Regions from separate parts of the Homo sapiens genome. Here region 1 is linked to region 2. Evidence: read pairs that join two places in POLR2A ChIA-PET (ENCODE). Cell type or tissue: OCI-LY7. All regions are shown on one strand. Each heading gives the region's core, and the rest is flanking DNA. Links, peaks and the distances in the headings are about the cores only. Region 1 overlaps SIAH3 (siah E3 ubiquitin protein ligase family member 3). Region 2 holds the start of LOC124903170 (a long non-coding RNA gene).

The links. Peaks named below come from ENCODE experiments on the same cell type or tissue, not always from the same donor. Only the 100,000 strongest peaks of a DNase experiment are listed, where the experiment ranks them.
Region 1: POLR2A ChIA-PET joins it to region 2 with 10 read pairs; 2 of 35 experiments call an interaction of 5 or more read pairs at or near these places.

What each region holds. Positions count from the first base shown.
Region 1 is chr13:45,797,676-45,800,605 of GRCh38, forward strand. All of the region lies in intron 1 of SIAH3 (siah E3 ubiquitin protein ligase family member 3), which reads right to left. Among named protein-coding and RNA genes, the nearest start is that of SIAH3, 53 kb to the right of the region's middle. In OCI-LY7, for the core only: no CTCF peak of the experiment used is centred there; no DNase peak of the experiment used is centred there.
Region 2 is chr13:46,277,195-46,280,124 of GRCh38, forward strand. The region is part of intron 2 of LOC105370194 (a long non-coding RNA gene); the gene reads right to left. It overlaps LOC124903170 (a long non-coding RNA gene), which reads right to left and starts at 2,647. Exons shown (of 2, transcript XR_007063785.1): 1 at 2,592-2,647; 2 at 1,230-1,701. In OCI-LY7, for the core only: no CTCF peak of the experiment used is centred there; no DNase peak of the experiment used is centred there.

The sequences.
Region 1 (2,930 bases), core at 131-2,630, 480 kb before region 2:
ATTCTGCATTTCTAACCAGCTCTCAAGGATGTCAGAGCTGCTGGGTCACAGACCTCACTGTGAAGGGCAAGCAGTTAGACCCACTCGTCCTTGCCCACTGCCATCATGCCGGGCATCCTTCTTCCTTCACAAAAGCCCTAACATCCCTTTAGGAATCAAATAGCATATTCTTAATAACCTCAGACATCTCTTTCTAACACTCTGATTCCTTAACAAGTCCCTGCAGGGTCCATGGTTACTTTCATGATGGCGGTGATAGGGCTGCCCTATTCCAGGGAGGGAATGCCTTGATTTGTTAGTCATGCAGTGTCCCCTTGCAGACAGCTTGGTAACATAGGACTTCACTGGGGGCAGAGGGGAAGCAGAGCTGCGAGGAAATTCTTAAGCAGAAAATGGGAAGTTTATCTTCTTTCTTTTAACAGTATTTAAATTCATTTGTTAAGGGAGAGCTTCGCTTTAATTAATAAATTCTCCATTTTTATGGCTACTCGTAATTCCTTACTATTTAGTTTAATTGGGTTTTCATGTTCAGAATTTAGAAGCAGCTTCCTCTTTTTAGTTTTAAATAGTAATACATAAACCAATAAATATCATGCTTTTCAGCAGGGCCCATTGATTTCCATACCATTCTGCTGTTACATAGTGAATCCATTCATTCAATCAATCACGCAACGAATATAAATTCATCACTCACCATGTGCTGTGGGAGATGATGGGTATAAAATGGTGAGCAGATCACATGTGGTCCCTATCCTCAGAGAGCTTACTTTTCTAGTAGGGGGAGGAATTGCTTCTGGGAGTCAGGGCAGGATTTGTAGGGGAACGTTCAGGATGGTATCCTGTCCAGTATCTTGGAGAGGTCTTTTAATATAATCAAATGGGAGGTAATTTAGATGACCAATCACATGCAGCCAACTGGTATTTAGTTAAGTTGTCTTGAACTTCCCATTAGAACCGTCCAGATGAGGCAGTGCTCTAACTGTAACCAGTCTAATCATGGCTTTGCTCACTTCGGCACTGGCCCTATAGAAGCTCTCCCCTGCAGTCACTTCCGGCAGATCCCTGAACCACTTCTGGTTTGGAGCTTCCTGATTCAGGAATTGCTGTTTGCACAAATACATTTTGAAAAATTATGATGTACCAAAGTTTATCTTTAAACTGGTCCAAGTGCAAATTGTCTTATCTTCTTCCATGATTCTAATATTGGTGACTAATTCTTCTGGAAAACAAATTGGTGATGGCACTAAAGCCTTCCTCTGTAAAACACAGAAATGACAAGTCCTCCATCCCAGATCTACTAATGTACCAGCCTCACGACAAGTAGTCCAAATGAACCAGGGCCTCTTCAATTCCTCCCCACTGCCAGAACTCTGTGTTTCCACAGCACTAGATCCTGGCCAAGCACTTAACAGTAATTCCCTGGGTAATCTTCACAAGTCTTTATAGACAGGCCTACAGGATGAAACTTCAATTTCCCTGCATTGACTAAGATCGGGAATTGAGGCATAAAGAGGCGGATGGGGTTGGGGCAGGGGCACATGGCATGAAGGTGCATGGAGAATGGAGATATGGGTCCAGGTCTTCCACTCCTTATATGACCAAGGATAGTTCCTTTCACTTTTTTCAGACCTTAATTTCCATGTCTATAGAATAAGAACGATGATATCTGCCTCCTTCCTGGATAATAGGAGGAATGCGTTAAAATGTGTTTTAAATGGTGCAATCCATTTAGAAGAAAGTATCATATGGATGCAAATCATGGAAGGGCATGCTTGAAATACGGAATGGTCCTGGCTGACACCTGCTGAGTGTCTGTTCTAAGCACATCACATGCCTCATCTCACTTAATCCTCGTGTGGCCTCCAGGAGGTGGGTATCATTATCACAAGTAGTTTGTACCCAGGGACACTGGAGCTCAGGATGGAGGATGGTCTTTCCCAAGGCCTGGGGGTTGGTGGTAGTGGAGCTGGGCTTTGATGCTCTGGATTCTGGCTGCAGAGTGTGGGCACTGTGCCCCAGGCTTCCCGCTCCTCTCCCTGCAAGCAGCCAGCACTCAATTATCCCCATGTGTATTATCTGCAGCTCATATTTCATTTCATTCCAAGCTGACTTTTCCCTGCCAACCAGCTTGCTCATTTAGTTAGCAGGGGAGCTCAGGGAGTTAGAACTAATCCTAATATTAAGTAAAGAGCAAAGCATAATTAGGAAGATAAATCTTCTGGGGGGAAAATGTATGTAACATATTCCAAAGTCAAGCATGGGTGATTTTTCCCATCTTCTAGATGATCCACATCACTGTTCTCTTTTTCTCTTTCTAGCACAGATAACTATGGGTTGATGACATATTGTTTTTAAACTTAATTTTTTCTGATTAGGAGATCATGTATTCTCATCACAAAATATTTAGAATAGCCTGCATAGTATAAAGAAAAGAATAGAAAACTCTCAGAATAGCACCATCCTGATAGTACCACTGTTAACATTTTGGCGTGTACTTCTTTCAATGCCATTTTCGACATAAATGCCTAAATATTGCACTTGTAGTCTTGTAAACTGTTTTTTTTCTACTTGATATCTTGTGGAACTATATGCGTCAAGAGATGTAGCTGAACACCATTATTTTTGGTGGCTCCATTGGCCTTGGAGAACTCATATGAATGTAGCATAATTGGTTTTATTCAAACCTAGCGAAGAGAGACACAATTGCTTCATGCATCCAATTATTTATTTGTTCATCGATTCAGCAAACCTGCCAGATATTGTGGATGAAAAGAAAAATAAAGTGTAGTTCAGAGCCTCAAAGAATTTGCTGTCTTTTCTCAGAGTCACTGTGTCGATTTCTTTTGGGCCCAATCTCTTGACCTCTGCTGCCCACCCTCAACCTTCCTTGTTCAGATGGCCCCAAAAGCAGCTTGCTTTGTTGTTGGAAG
Region 2 (2,930 bases), core at 290-2,789:
ATGCATCCATACTAAGTGATGAGATAGCATTGCAGAGTCATCAGTGGGGTATGTGCTGCATAGAGCTTCAATGTCACACATCCAAGTGCTCAATGCTTGTGCATTTCTGTGGAAATCTGACCAGCACCTTCCATCTCAATTGTAGGTTGTTTTGGGGAATAAAAGATTAATTCTATCCCCATTTGTTTGTTTAAATTAATGTCCCAGGTTCTTAGAGAACTGGTACAGTCTTTAATTGTTACCTTGAACTTCATGTCCTAAAGCTGAGCAACTGGACATTAGTCTGATTCCATAGGCTAGCACCAGCATCTACCAAGGCCTACAGTGATAGCCTGACACAAAAATAAAATACAGCTTACAAAATAACATTGCAAAGCAGCATATACATATAGTAAAACTTACTTTAAGAATTAACGTTTGGTAAGAGAAAGATAAAAGGGCATTTTGATATACAAACAACTTTAGAATGGCATAGAATTGTTTCACATATCTTTACACACAGTTCACTTAAATCTCAAATATCATTGCTAAATTTAGTGATATGAAATGATTTACACAGCTATCATCATTAATGTCAGAAAATATACATTGTCATGTTTGTGTGTATCTTTTAGTGATATCATTTAAATAAAGATAAATCAGGCAGAATAATTTTTCTATTGATTTCAATAAATTGCAATGCTTACACGCTTTTCCTTGAGACTCTGTTTCATTTTTCAGCAGAATCAGGTAAACTTTACTTTGCTTGATAAGTATACACTATATTCTCCAGCATAAGAATAAAATTATTTATAATGAGAGAAGTAACTACCATATTACACATGCATGCAGAAAGGGATATTTATAGTATGATAAATTAATTCATTAAAATGTAATATACTCATAATTAGAAAACAAGATGAAGAAAATAATACTAACTCCCTGTGGCATATAGTTTATTAATACTCACCCTTGTTCCTGAAATATTTCTTGGGGAAGAAATATGTTTATTTATTTATTCAAAACATGTTGGGTTTTGGTTTAACTGAGTAATTTCTCAATGAAATAGGAAATAAAAAAGAATAGCTTTCAAGGGAAATGACAAATTCTGAGGGACGTTTCAAAACTAAATATACCTAGATACTTAGACAAATATGAAATATACTTAGAACCCAATCTCTTCATGCTTAGTATAAACCTTGAATCTGAGTGATCTCTTATAGATCTTCCAAAAAAAGTAACTTACAGTATTTTTTAATGAAAGTAAGACATATTTATTATAGAAATATTAGAAAATACAACTAAACCTAAGAAGAAAACAAAATCCTCCTTGTAATGCCTCTGTAACTCAGGTTCAGTCATCCACTGCTTGCAGAGTCTGAATAACAAGAGCAAGGTCTGGTGGGAAAAAAAAAGTGACTTAATTCAAGAGCTACCCGAGGGGAAGTAGTACAGGCTCCTGCCCTGAGATACCACTTCAGCCTTCAGGGCAGAAGGCAAGGGCTTTTAAAGGGGGGATGGGGAGGAGGGGAGGAGGTGCGGGGTCTGTGTGACTTGCTTCAGATGTCTTATCTATCATGTGGTCTGGCTGGCGCCATGGCAGGCAGCTACGTTGTAAATTGAGGCAATCTCTTAGTGGGTGAGAGTTCCAGAGGGGCCTGATTTGCTTCAAGTTTTGGTCTCTGCAACTTCTAAGTAAACACATAGATAAGCTTGCCATACCTGATGGAGAGAAGGTAAAGGTTATAATTGCATTCCTAAAGAGCTAAGTAGGAAGCGGGGGAAAAGGAAAAAGAAAAAAAAATCATTTTTTTCCTTTTAAAAATGGGGTACTCGGCTACACCATCAACCAATGAAAGTCAGAGGCAATCATTTCAACATGTGTATGTGTGCATACATTTGTGTAATACATATGTGTAATACATTTATATAATGTATTACTTTTTTTAAAAATGGGATTATCTGCCTCACACCACAACAAAGATTAATTTCCAATTTTAGGCCTAAAGGTCTAAGTTGAAATATAAAAATAAATAGCTATGGTCTTTAAAAAATCAGATTTAGATTTTTTTAAAAGCGGGTAATGAAACCTCAAAGAAAAGATGAACAAATTTACCATGTAAAAAATTTTTAAATGTCTGTCGAGCAAAAATAACCAAAAATAAAGACAAGCAGCACACTGGGGAACATATCTATACTATATATGACCAGAAAGAATGAGGTTTTCAACAACAACAACAACAAAAAATATATATATATGTTGTGCATGTGTCTCCTGGCACAACTCATTCAGGACTCAAACTGTGTCATCAAGGCATTATCTAGTTTTCTGTCTATCTAATCTAGCTCACTCTATCTATTTATCTATCTATCTATCTATCTATCATCTATCTCTTACCAATACTTTCTAAAAATTTTGTCTCATATCCAGGTAATATGGATGGTCACTAATCATTCCAGGTTCATGTACAAGAATCTCAGGAACCTCAGAGGAAAACACACTGTCTATCCCAACTGTTACTGTAAAATACATTAGGGATGATTTTCATTGGCTCAGCCTGGGTCACAAATCCAAATACAAACAAATCATTAAAGCTTCATGGATGGCATACCCTGGCCAGGCCTGAGTCACATGCCCATCTCTGGAACTGGGTAAGGCAGAATTAGCCCCTCCCAAAACATACTAATTAGATTCTCCACAAGAAAGGAGAATTCTAGAACTGAAAACTAGGGGAAGAAAAAGTGTTTTGGACAGCTAAAATCTGGAACTGTCAGAGACCTCTAAAACATCCTGACATCCAATAAGCTGTTACAAGTAGCAATAACAACAAAAGATGACCTTAATATAGCTATAACAATCAACATTTAATTTTTGTTTTTTACCATAATAAGTCTAATAATTTTCTGCTAAAAAATACTTGTGCGTATGTCTAAAAATATATTCAAGTATA